Regions from separate parts of the Homo sapiens genome. Here region 2 is linked to region 1. A link is a contact called in ENCODE Hi-C or POLR2A ChIA-PET data. All regions are on one chromosome and are shown on one strand. Each heading gives the region's core, a stretch centred on a gene start or an enhancer-like site at or near the end of the contact. The rest is flanking DNA. Distances are from core to core; before and after follow the strand shown.

Region 1 (3,945 bases), core at 1-2,500:
TGCCTGGGATTTTTCTGGGCTAGCAAGGCTAGCTGGGTGGCTAGAGTGAGTTGAGTAAGGGGGAGGTAGCAGGAGATGAGGCCAGAAAGGTTATAAGGACTGTAGGTCTTTGTAGGCCATTGAGAGGTTTTGTCTTTTACTTAGAATGAGAGAGATGGCTGACCACATGCCAGGCTCTGCATTGAGTTCTTCACACAAATGCCTCCTATAATCTTTAGTCTAGAGTACCGTGGGGCAGGTCTTTTTATACTCCCCATTTTACAGGTGAGGAAACCAGAGCATAGAGAGGTTAGGTAATTTGCTGAAAGTCACACAGCTAGTAAATGTGTAGAGATTTGTCTGATGCTAAAGCCTATGCTTTGGAAGCCAATCATGGAAGGATTCCTGGAGGAGTTAATATTTTTCCAGCCCTTTTATGTTTTCTCACACTGAACCCTCACAAAAGCCAGCATTTGGGGATTCCCATCCCCGAGAGGAAACTGAAGCTGAGGAGGATTAAGAGACTTGCCCAGGGCCACAGTCCCTAAGAGCCAGGATTCAGAGCAGATGGGTCAAGGGTTTCTTGGGTACAGTAGAGTCCCTGTGGGGAGGAACAATGCCTGATGACCTCCTGGGGCCTCAGATGGCCCCCACCATGAGCCTACAGGTGATTGGACCCCCTAGCCCAGGCTCCAAGGTGGTGCTGTGGGCCGAGAGCCGCCTGCCGCGCCAGACGTGGAGCATCAGTGAATCGGGCCACATCTGCAGCCAGATGTTCGAAGGCCAGATCCTGGACGTGAAGGGTAAGGTGGGATGTATGGGGAAGAGGGCTCCTGAGGGGGCTGAGAGCCATGGAGTCCCAGCTCTCTCTGACTATCTCCCTATCTTTTAATCCCCATCCCACCCCCAGGAGGCCGGGGCTACGACCGGGACCACGTGGTGCTATGGGAGCCGGATGAGGACAGGGCATCCCAGATCTGGACTATCCACGTGCTTTGAAACTTTTCCCCTCACCCTCCAGCCCTGGAGGCTTTTGCTGGGATGAATGTTTTTATAGGGTTTTTGTTGTAACATAAGCTATTTTCTAATATGCTGCCAGGTACCCTTGTCTCTGTGCACCTTGATATTTCGGGGTGGGGTGGGGATTTGTTCACTTGCCTTCTTCCCTGACGCTCAGGCTGGCTTCTTCCCTCCAGGCCCCAGCTTTCGGGTTCAGATGTTAGGCCTCCTTCTGCCATCAGAGGGCGCCCTGGGACCAGACTAACTGGGGAGTGTAGTCTCGCGCAGCCACCCAAATGAAGTGTTGTGAGAGCAGGCTCTGAGCCGGGTGGGGCCCTAGGCTGTGCGGGCACAGACACAAACTGAGCCTTTCGGTCCCTGTCCTTAGGGAACGCACAGTCCCACAGAGGATCCTGACAGGTAGGGTGATGCATCCATGAGAAGGGAGGAAAGAAGTAGAGGGACTCACACAGCAGGAACATCACCCCCACAAGTGCAGGGCAGGCTGACATGTCTCTCTGCACACGTCAGGGACCTGCAGCTGAGATATTAGGGTGGGGAGTTAGCCAGGCTCCAGGAGGCAGAGAAAGAATATTCTAGGGATGCATACAAGTCCAGGGTGAAAACGTGGAGGTTAGTGTGATGGGGGTGCAGTGGGCCAGGCATGGGAGATGAGTGTGAGCCACACCCTGAAGGGCTGTGCCCCCAGGGCTCTGCTGCACTCACCCCAACTCTGGTCTTAGAGAAGCCAGGACAGGGCATCCAGGTCTCTAACCCAGCTCAGAGAGGGCAGGACATAGAAGAGAGGGAGCTCCCTCTGTCCCTGGAGGTCCTCAAGGAAGAAGCCAAGGTGGGAGGGGCCCTTGGGGGGTGCCCTGGGGCTCCCTTCCATCTCTGCAGCACCCACCTCCGATGCCTCAAGCCCAGGAGGGTGGGAGTGGTCAGAGCAGCTGCTTGCCCTTCCTGCCTTCCCAGCCCCTGGGCCAGCGTGGGAGGTAGACAGCCACCCATCATCCTTCTCCAGCCCCAGATGCCTGTGGGGCTGGTTTGCTGGGGATCTAAATACCTTGTTGAGGGGTGTCCCTGGGACTGGGGATTTCCCTGGATCTGTCATTCTGAAGACACCCAGGTAGTGGGGTAGGGGCTCTCTGAGCCTGGGATGTCCAGGGTGGTGGCATCTCTAGTACCATCATTCCCAAACACCCAGGGATGGATGAAGCAAACGCAACTGCAGGGTTGGTGAGGCTGCCAGGTTCTGGGCCTTGTCCCTGCAATGTGCTTCTAAGGGGAAGGGCCCTCAGCATTGGAATTTAGGTGGGGAAGCTGGGGGCTGCTCCCTGGTGCCAATTTCCCTGCTGATGGGGACATGGGAAACTCCCTGGTGCTGCTGCACAGCTGGCTCTTGGGGCGTAGGGATGTCCAGTAACCACAAGCAGGACCCCACTGCAAGTACAAGGGTAACTTTATTGACCCCCAGCTGGGCACTGCTTGGCCCCTACATCATTACCCCCCTATTTTGGCTGTTGCCCCCATGGCACTGCCTGTCAACTTCTACAACCTGGTGATGTCTGGCATCAACCCCTCCCAAAGATGGAGGGGATTCTCTTGCGAGTGATGGTGGCAGCTGTTTCAGGGGGCACAGGGCTAAGGCTGAGACGTGTCACCTCAACTGAAGCAGAAGAGGTGGATTATGGCATTGGCCACGAAGAAAAGGAAAATGCCTCCGCTTATGTTGCTGGATGCTGAGGGGCTGCTGGTTTGGCTGGTGTCGTTTTGTCCTGAGAGTCCAGTTTGTATCTGTAGGAGGAGAAGTGGGATAAGATCAGGGGACTTTTTTTTTTTTTTTTAGAGGTGGAGTCTCACTCTGTCACCCAGGCTGGACTGCAGTGATGCGATCTCGGCTCACTGCATCCTCCACCTCCCGGGTTCAAGTGATTCTCCTGCCTCAGCCTCCTGAGTAGCTGGGACTATAGGCACGTGCCACCACGCCCGGCTAATTTTTCTATTTTTAGTAGAGACGGGGTTTCACCATGTTGGTCAGGCTGGTCTCGAACTCCTGACCTGGTGATCCACCCGCCTCGGCCTCCCAAAGTACTGGGATTACAGGTGTGAGCCATCGTACCCAGCCCTCAGGGGACTTTTGAATAGCGTGTTTGTTATTTAAAGATGCAGTCCCCTTTCTACCCTCCCCGCCCTCCATCCGCCCACCTCCATAAAACAGTCCTCAGTTCTGCCCCATGTGACCACTACTTCTTCCACAAGGTCCTGTCAGGATGTTTGACTGCTTCCTGCTTTGACACAGGCAGGGACAGAGGTGATCACTGCCCCTGTCCACCCCCTTTCACAGAAACTTTCTGTTTTTTTGAGATAGAGTTTCGCTCTTTTGCCCAGGCTGGAGTGAAGTGGCATGATCTCGGGTCACTGCAACCTCCACCCCTCAACCTCCCGAGTAGCTGGGATTATAGGCAGCCGCTATCACGCCCAGCTAATTTTTTTTTTTTTTCCGAGACAGAGTCTTGCTCTGTCGCCCGCCCAGGCTGGAGTGCAGTGGCGTGATCTCGGCTCACTGCAAGCTTCACCCCCAGGTTCACGCCATTCTCCTGCCTCAGCCTCCCGAGTAGCTGGGACTACAGGCGCCCGCCACCACGCCACGCCCGGCTAATTTCTTTTTGTATTTATGGTAGAGACGAGGTTTCAATGTGTTAGCCAGGATGGTCTCGATCTCCTGACCTCATGATCCACCCGCCTCAGCCTCCCAAAGTGCTGGGATTACAGACGCGAGCCAGCGCGCCCGGCTCGCCCAGCTAATTTTTGTATTTTTAGTAGAGACGGGATTTTGTCATGTTGGCCAGGCTGGTCTTGAACTCCTGACCTCAGGTGATCCGCCTGCCTCGGCCTCCCAAAGTGCTGGGATTATAGGCGTGAGCCACCGTGCCCGGTCACAGAACCTTTCTTTTCACCTTTCCC
Region 2 (6,754 bases), core at 1,991-4,490, 200 kb after region 1:
TTTTAAATTTTAATCTTTTTATTTATTTAGAGACTGGTTCATTTTTGCTAAATTGCTTGTCTTTCCGAGTTTCATAGCAGAGTTTTTGGTCTGTTTAAATTCATTATAAATAGACATTTAGGATGTCAGCTTCTGACCTCATGGACTGTGAGCTTACAAGTCCCCTGGTCTGTCACAGGCCATGCATATGAGGAATAAAAAATCAAAACATTTAAGTAATTTTGTTATAAAGAAATATAGTTATGCACCCCAAACACAGAAAACATTTCATTAAAAATTGGTCTTAGTCCTGCTGGGCGTGCCAGTGATTCTTTTAGGTTTGGACCTTGACTGAGAGAATTTCCAGTCGCTCTCTCCTCTCTGGGCAGAAGTTCCAGATCCTCTCTGGGCAGAAGTTCCAGATGATCTGATGGGCAGGGACTTAGGCTGTGTCCCCTGGGGGCTCTGGTCCACTAGTTGTTGGGACCGCCTGGGAGGGCGCAGCAACCCACTACGCCTGTGTCTGTTTTAACTCTATAAGGAAAGTAACTTTGAAACAACCAGACAATTTTCTGTTCTCTGTTTCTGCTTTTCTCAGGCCTTTTCTGTCTATAAAACCATACTTTTCTGCTTGGCTTATCGGAATACTCACTGTATTTTATAGAATAAGGTGTTGCCTTTTTCTAGAATCACAAAGAAAAGCCAATATAGATCTTTAAATCAAATTTGCTATAATTTTGTCTGTGTACCTTTCAAGACTTACTTTTAAGCTTGGATAGACAGGTCCAGAATAGCTGTTAGCCTTGGCCTCACTACTGAGACAATACTCTTCTGTGATGCTCTGTATATTGGAAGAAGGTCTTTCTGTTCTGGCTGGTGGAAATATCAATTATTCTTGGTCCTGTGTGAGCTCCAGGATTGTTCTGCCTAATCCTTTCAGGGGATCTTTCCTGCATTCAGGTCTGATAGTTTCTTCATAAGCATGACTGATTAGTACTTAGCTGATACTGTGTGTGTGAATGTGAGTGTGTGAGTGTGTGTGTGTGTGTGAGAGAGAGAGAGAGAGAGAGTGTGTGTGTGAGTGTGTATGTTTTCTTTAAGGCAGGTCTTGCTCTGCCGCCCAGGGTGGAGTGCAGCGTGGTGATTCCAGCTCACTGCAGCCTTGACTTTCCTGGGTTCAGGTGATTCTCCCAACTCAGCCTCCAAGTAGCTGGGACTATAGGCAAACACCATCACACCTGGATAATTTTATTTTATTTTTTGTAGAGACAGGGTTTCACCATGTTGCCTAGGCTGGTCTCCAACTCTTGGGCTCAAGTGATCATTCTGGCTTGGCCTCTTAAAGTACTGGGATTACAGATGTGAGTTACCTGGCCCTGCCTCAGCTGATGTCTTGAAAAAAACTTTCTGCAAAGGTCTGGAACTCTCACCGACAAATAAAAAACAGGACAAAAAAGAAAAGAAAAAAAATAAACAACAAGGTCTGGAATTCTTTGTTACCATCTGTCTCTCTCTCTCTCTCTGATACTCTGCCCCATGAATCCTAGCTGGCTTGTGCTCCCTGAACCCTAAATTCTGTCTCCTCAACTCAGGGAGACTGTTGAACCTTGTTTAGGTACTTATTCCCTGTACAGCAGCCTAAAGATTCCCTCCAAGTTGGGGCAACCACAGGGCTCACCCCATTTGATCCTTTTCTCCCAGGGATTGCTGTCGTGCACTGCTAGTTTCCCAGTGTCTGACATTTGAGTTGTTTATGGCAGGAATAGAACCCTGTTACTCCATAATGGCCAGAAGCAGAAGTCATCAGGATTTTTGCTTGCTTTTGCCCTCCTCAGGTTAAAATTGTAACAAGTAGCCAGAGTTGAGAAACACTGAGTCTACTGTAATTCCAACTTCCAAGTTCTAGCCATTGCTGCCCTGCTCCACGCCGCCCTCACAGCTGTGCTTCTACTGTTGCTTCTCAAATCACGTCAGTAAACGCTCCCTGCCTTCTACCTAAAGCCAGGAGAAATGGCATGTCATTCTAGTATTTGGTACTTATTACTACTTTCCTAATTTCCACGCATGGTAGTCTATGTGAAAGAGACAGTAAACATCCTGAATTACTATCAATCATGTGATCAGCAAGTAGAAGGAGGAAAGAAAACTGGGCTGAGGGGATTTTTATTGAACTATCCTTGTTCTTAAATAGGGCTGCAGGGCAAAGAGACACGCAGGACATCACCATAACCGAATGTATTTCTCTAATAATTGTGGTAAAAATGTAAGCTAAATTAAACAAACCAATCAACGTGCTCCCTATCAGCAGTACAAATTAGCAGTAAAGGCAGCTCAGAGTCATTTCCTAGGAGTCCTCCCGGGTGAACGGGAAGCACTGACATTTCCTGAGCATGCCACGCATTTCTACATGCATTGGCTCCTTTTATCTTCACAGCGCTCTGAGTCAGGTACTGTCTCTGCTTAAACATGTGGGAAACTGAATTTGAGGGGCTAGGGAACTCATGAAAGTCACACAGCTAGTAACAGAAAGGTAAAGAGTCTATTTTCAAAGTCTGTGTCCTTTCCTTCTGCCTGATAATAGCTGTCACCAGTAGCCCCAATGCACATTTTTTAAAAATAAAATTTTTCTTGAAGTATAACATACCTAGAGAAAAATGTAAACATTTTAAGTGCAGCTTGATGAATTTTTTCTTTTTTTAAGATGGAGTTTCGCTCATTGCCCAGGCTGAAGTGCAATGGTGCGGTCTCGGCTCACTGAAGCCTCTGCCTCCTGGGTTCAAGCGATTCTCCTGCCTCAGCCGCCCAAGTAGCTGGGATTACAGGCACCCGCCACCACACCCAGCTAATTTTTGTATTTTTAAAAATAGTGATGGGGTTTCACCATGTTGCCCAGGCTGGTCGCGAACTCCTGACCTCAGGTGATCCACCTACCTCGGCCTCCCAGAGTGCTGGGATTACAGGCATGAGCTACCACACAACATCTGCTACTCCAAAGCCTGGGCTTTTTCTGCTAGACCAGGATGCCTTTGGTAATATCAAGTTGCCCAACTTCTGCTCAGAACAAGCTGAGCTTGAAATACTGGGCTGAACAGGAAATAAAAGAGTAAAGTCAAAGCCCAAGCTTTTTTTTTTTCTCAATTTCCTTCTGTGCAATGAAAAATGATTGCAAAGGTGAAAGTACTGCCTTTAAAAGACGCACTTGGCCTTCAAGAGGTGTGGCAGCCTTGTAGGTTTTCTCAAGTGGGAGTTATTATCTAACCACAAACCAACCGTCTGTCATTACACTGCACTTTACAGGATGTCTATGATTGGTTGGCAAAGAGAGCAACATTTGAATTTAAAGAAAAGACCAAAACAACCAAGTGTCATTACATCAGTGAGAAAGATAAAGCTTCGTTGTCAGAGAAAACTCCAACTGGAGTCAGAGATTAGGCACCAAAACCCTGTCTTAAGGTAAAACCTTTTGTCATCATCTCAGTAACTGGTGTAATTACTGTTAATTTCATCAGGAAATCAGCCCCTATTTTAAGTAAAACTCAGTGAAAAAGATACGTAAAAACCATGTGAAGGTGCTTTGTAAACTGCAAAGGATTACAAAATGCTAGTAAATACAAATATTTAAAGCTTCAATTAAAAACAATCTCTAGAAAGCAAAATTTGCCTGTCTATAAAGGTTATACCAAGGGAAAGCAGAAGAGTAGGAAGCTACAATTCTTTTTTTTTCCCCTATTTTTTTGGTTTGATTTTTGAAGCCACAATTCTTGATGCCTACTTTCACTAGGTCACATGTAGAGTTGTTTTCTGTCTTCCATATTCTCCTCTGCTGTTCCATTGGACCACTAAATAGACTGTATCTTCAGGCAGAAATGATAAACATAAAAAAGTGGGCCCAAATTTTTAATAGAAAATTAAACCATCGTCTCAAGTTATAGATTGAAAAACTGCATCCTCTCATTTATTTAATATATATTATGCTGAGTCTGAGCTGCATCCTCAGCTTAATGAAACAGAAGGATAAATGAATAAAAAATTTCATCTCTGGCAATACGAGTTCTTCTTGTGTGCAAAGCAAATACAGCAAGACAGCACTAAAATTTCAGAGAACTTGAAATGCTGAAACTCCTATAATTCAATCATCTTTTCCTTGGCAATCACTTCTATTTCAGAATCATTTAAAAGGTAAGTCTGAAAAATACATTGTTTCAGATTTTATACCTTCTATTTTATGCTCATGAAGTAAAGTACTACAGAACTACTCACAGAGCCACTAAAGCAGCAATGTAGAATTTTCAGTTTTTTTTTTGTTGAAACTCACTTTATTTAAAAAAAAAAGTCATGAACAATAAATTACAATCATTTTCCCCTTTTATAAATTCTTCATAAAATATATTTGACAATTTTAACAGAAAATTTCAAAAGTTGCTTTCATTTCTTAAGTGCTGATGACTTATTTTTTGACCATTTTGTCATGCTGGTGAATTACTTTGTAGCTGCTACAATAGTTTGATTGATAACAATTTACAATTAAAAACAACAACAACGAAGAGAAAAAACAGACCAGCAGAAAGAACTATTCTGTGTGCTATTTATCTGACACTTAACACTTACTTCATCATAATGACAAAGTATCCCTTAGCACCAAAAAATCTACAGGAACCCCATCTTTCTAAGTGACAACTAGTGCAAAATAACATTCTAGGAACTAACTGTACAACCCCATATTTTCACTGGCCACAGCTGCCTATAAGCTCATTTGAAATATTTGGTCTTTTTTCAATTAAGACAAATTTCAAAAAACACCATAAATCATGGCAAAAGACTCTATGAGGAACAATTGCTTATTGAGTACCTATTATGGGCAAGGCACTGTGTACGAAGTTTTGCTTTCATTTTTCCTCTAGCAAATATCCAGGTATTTCCAAATATCACTAACCATCTTTTCTTACTCCTGGCTGAAAAGGCCTTTGGCTAAATGCCATTTTTTAATTGTCATTTTATCAACAAACCTTTAGTGCTGAGCACACAGTAGGTACTTAATAAATACCTCTGACTGAAAGAACAAAGACAAAGAATTTACTATCATTTTGCTTGGCTATTTTAGAATACAAGGACTTGATAAAATTCCAGAAGAAACTTCCTGATCACCTCATACCCTTACCCCCAATGAAAGAATTTCACTTCACAGGTAAAATCTTTCCAAGTAAATGATAATCATTAACTATTTTACATGAGGCAGGACCAAAAACTATGCGCTTAGGAAACTGTGGCTCCAAGCACATAGATATTTGAAGAGCAAATGATGCATGGGCATACCATCATCTATGAATCTCTGCTGAAGTGCCATGTTATTGACTAGACGTTATCATGATGCTTTTTCTTACTCCCTATAGCTCAACTTCCTTGGACATATCTGTTAAATTAAACTAATCTGGTGATCCAGAGGGTCAATTATCATGAGGTTCCAGTGTGTTTCCACCTCTAATTTCCAAAAGAATTCTTATATTTATTAGCTTAAAAGTGATGTTAAAAGTATATGATTTTTCATTTTAAGAGGCTTTATTTCAATAAAACCTTTTAGTCCAAATTTTAAACTTCCAGATCAAGTAACTAACATAGTCCAGAAATTTTATGTACTGCAATTTTTTTTGTGATGTTTTACATTCTATTTCCTCTGAACACATTTGAAACAGGGAAAAAAATTATGACATATTCCAAAAATTGTGGAAGTTCAAAAAAGCTGAGATTATGAAAGCTATCAATAATTTCAATATTCTAATACTATTTTGACTTTTGACCAAAAATTCTAGTGCTTTATAAAGATTAACTTAGATACAATGTAAAGTCTATTTAACCTTAAAGGCTAATGTTCTGTTTTAGGAAAGCATTCTATCCTTTAGATTTTAACTATCTGCATTTACAGGAAAACAAATTGTAGACAACCATACAAAGATAAAATCAAACTAACTTCAAGAGGAATAATGGTCTGTTGGTTTTTTGACATAGACTGTATCAGTGATTGTATAAAATGGATAGCTTTTCTACTTTAAAAGTAGTTGATGCCACAATATTTTATCCATTTGCCATACTGTGTATGTATCTTCTCCCACTTTAGATAAAGGTGATCACATTTTCAACAACCATATTATTACCAGTACTGTTTCAAATCAGACAAGAGAAAACAGCATCAGTGCCAAAATGAAAGGAACTCCAGTGACTCAACAAGTGATCATATCAGGGCAGGCAAAGTGAGGGTGGAGCTCATTTGGTTTCTTCAACTTCAGTATAATGAGGCTTAGACAAAGTCTTCAAACCAAAAATGTATCAAGTATTACAGTTCACACATAGCAAAGTTTTCAAACAGAATAATCCTGTATTCAGATTTATATCAGATTGTAGAAGCTCAAGTGCAGACGTCCCAATGCAGTGGTATAGTTGGTTAAATAAATGCTCGGTTACCTAAAGAAGGTCGGACTGAATCACCAACCTGCTGCCATATGACTGCATGACTAATTCAACTCTTGCAGCTATAGGGCACTGGAGAGTTCAAACATACTTCAGCAGCTTTGGATCACTTAATTTCATTTGTTTTACCAGATAATTTTAGACCCTCGAAAATGATGCCTTAAAAAAAAAGCTGTATATTACAAAAAAAAAAAAAAACAACTTAATATGATTTCATTAGGGGGAGGGGCAGAGTAGGAAGATAAGGGAAGGTTTATTTTTCGTCACTGACTTCACCAGCAAATCTCAAAAACCCAAACCTACATCAAATAAT

The links. Hi-C counts contacts between places; a loop is a spot of excess contacts on that map. ChIA-PET counts read pairs that join two places held with the same protein, here RNA polymerase II (POLR2A). Pooled maps may share reads with other maps.
Region 2: a loop to region 1 is called in a pooled map, with 2.8 times the contacts of the local background. The contact joins two enhancer-like sites. A Hi-C loop is called at or near these places in 8 of 168 maps with a recorded cell type or tissue (CD14-positive monocyte, CD4-positive, alpha-beta T cell, CD8-positive, alpha-beta T cell and 5 more), 20 of 37 single-sample maps with no recorded cell type and 15 of 50 pooled maps. POLR2A ChIA-PET finds 5 or more read pairs at or near these places in 11 of 52 experiments (B cell, CD4-positive, alpha-beta T cell, CD4-positive, alpha-beta memory T cell and 7 more).

What each region holds. Positions count from the first base shown.
Region 1 is chr1:26,319,001-26,322,945 of GRCh38, reverse strand. CD52 (CD52 molecule) reads right to left here. Exons shown (of 2, transcript NM_001803.3): 2 at 2,423-2,775. The coding sequence ends at 2,644. It overlaps CRYBG2 (crystallin beta-gamma domain containing 2), which reads left to right. Exons shown (of 20, transcript NM_001039775.4): 19 at 623-782; 20 at 890-1,081. The coding sequence ends at 978. Among named protein-coding and RNA genes, the nearest start is that of CD52, 3.0 kb to the right of the region's middle. RefSeq lists enhancers at 701-1,202, 1,340-1,389, 3,223-3,945. Within about 2 kb of position 1,250, at least 5 of the 41 ENCODE cell types and tissues checked have a DNase peak (open chromatin) inside an H3K27ac peak, as active enhancers do; they include CD14-positive monocyte, CD8-positive, alpha-beta T cell and OCI-LY7, where a contact is called at or near this core.
Region 2 is chr1:26,123,062-26,129,815 of GRCh38, reverse strand. It overlaps PDIK1L (PDLIM1 interacting kinase 1 like), which reads right to left. Exons shown (of 3, transcript NM_152835.5): 3 at 4,261-6,754. Among named protein-coding and RNA genes, the nearest start is that of PDIK1L, 15 kb to the right of the region's middle. RefSeq lists silencers at 864-1,158, 6,084-6,378. Within about 2 kb of position 3,240, at least 12 of the 41 ENCODE cell types and tissues checked have a DNase peak (open chromatin) inside an H3K27ac peak, as active enhancers do; they include CD14-positive monocyte, CD8-positive, alpha-beta T cell and OCI-LY7, where a contact is called at or near this core.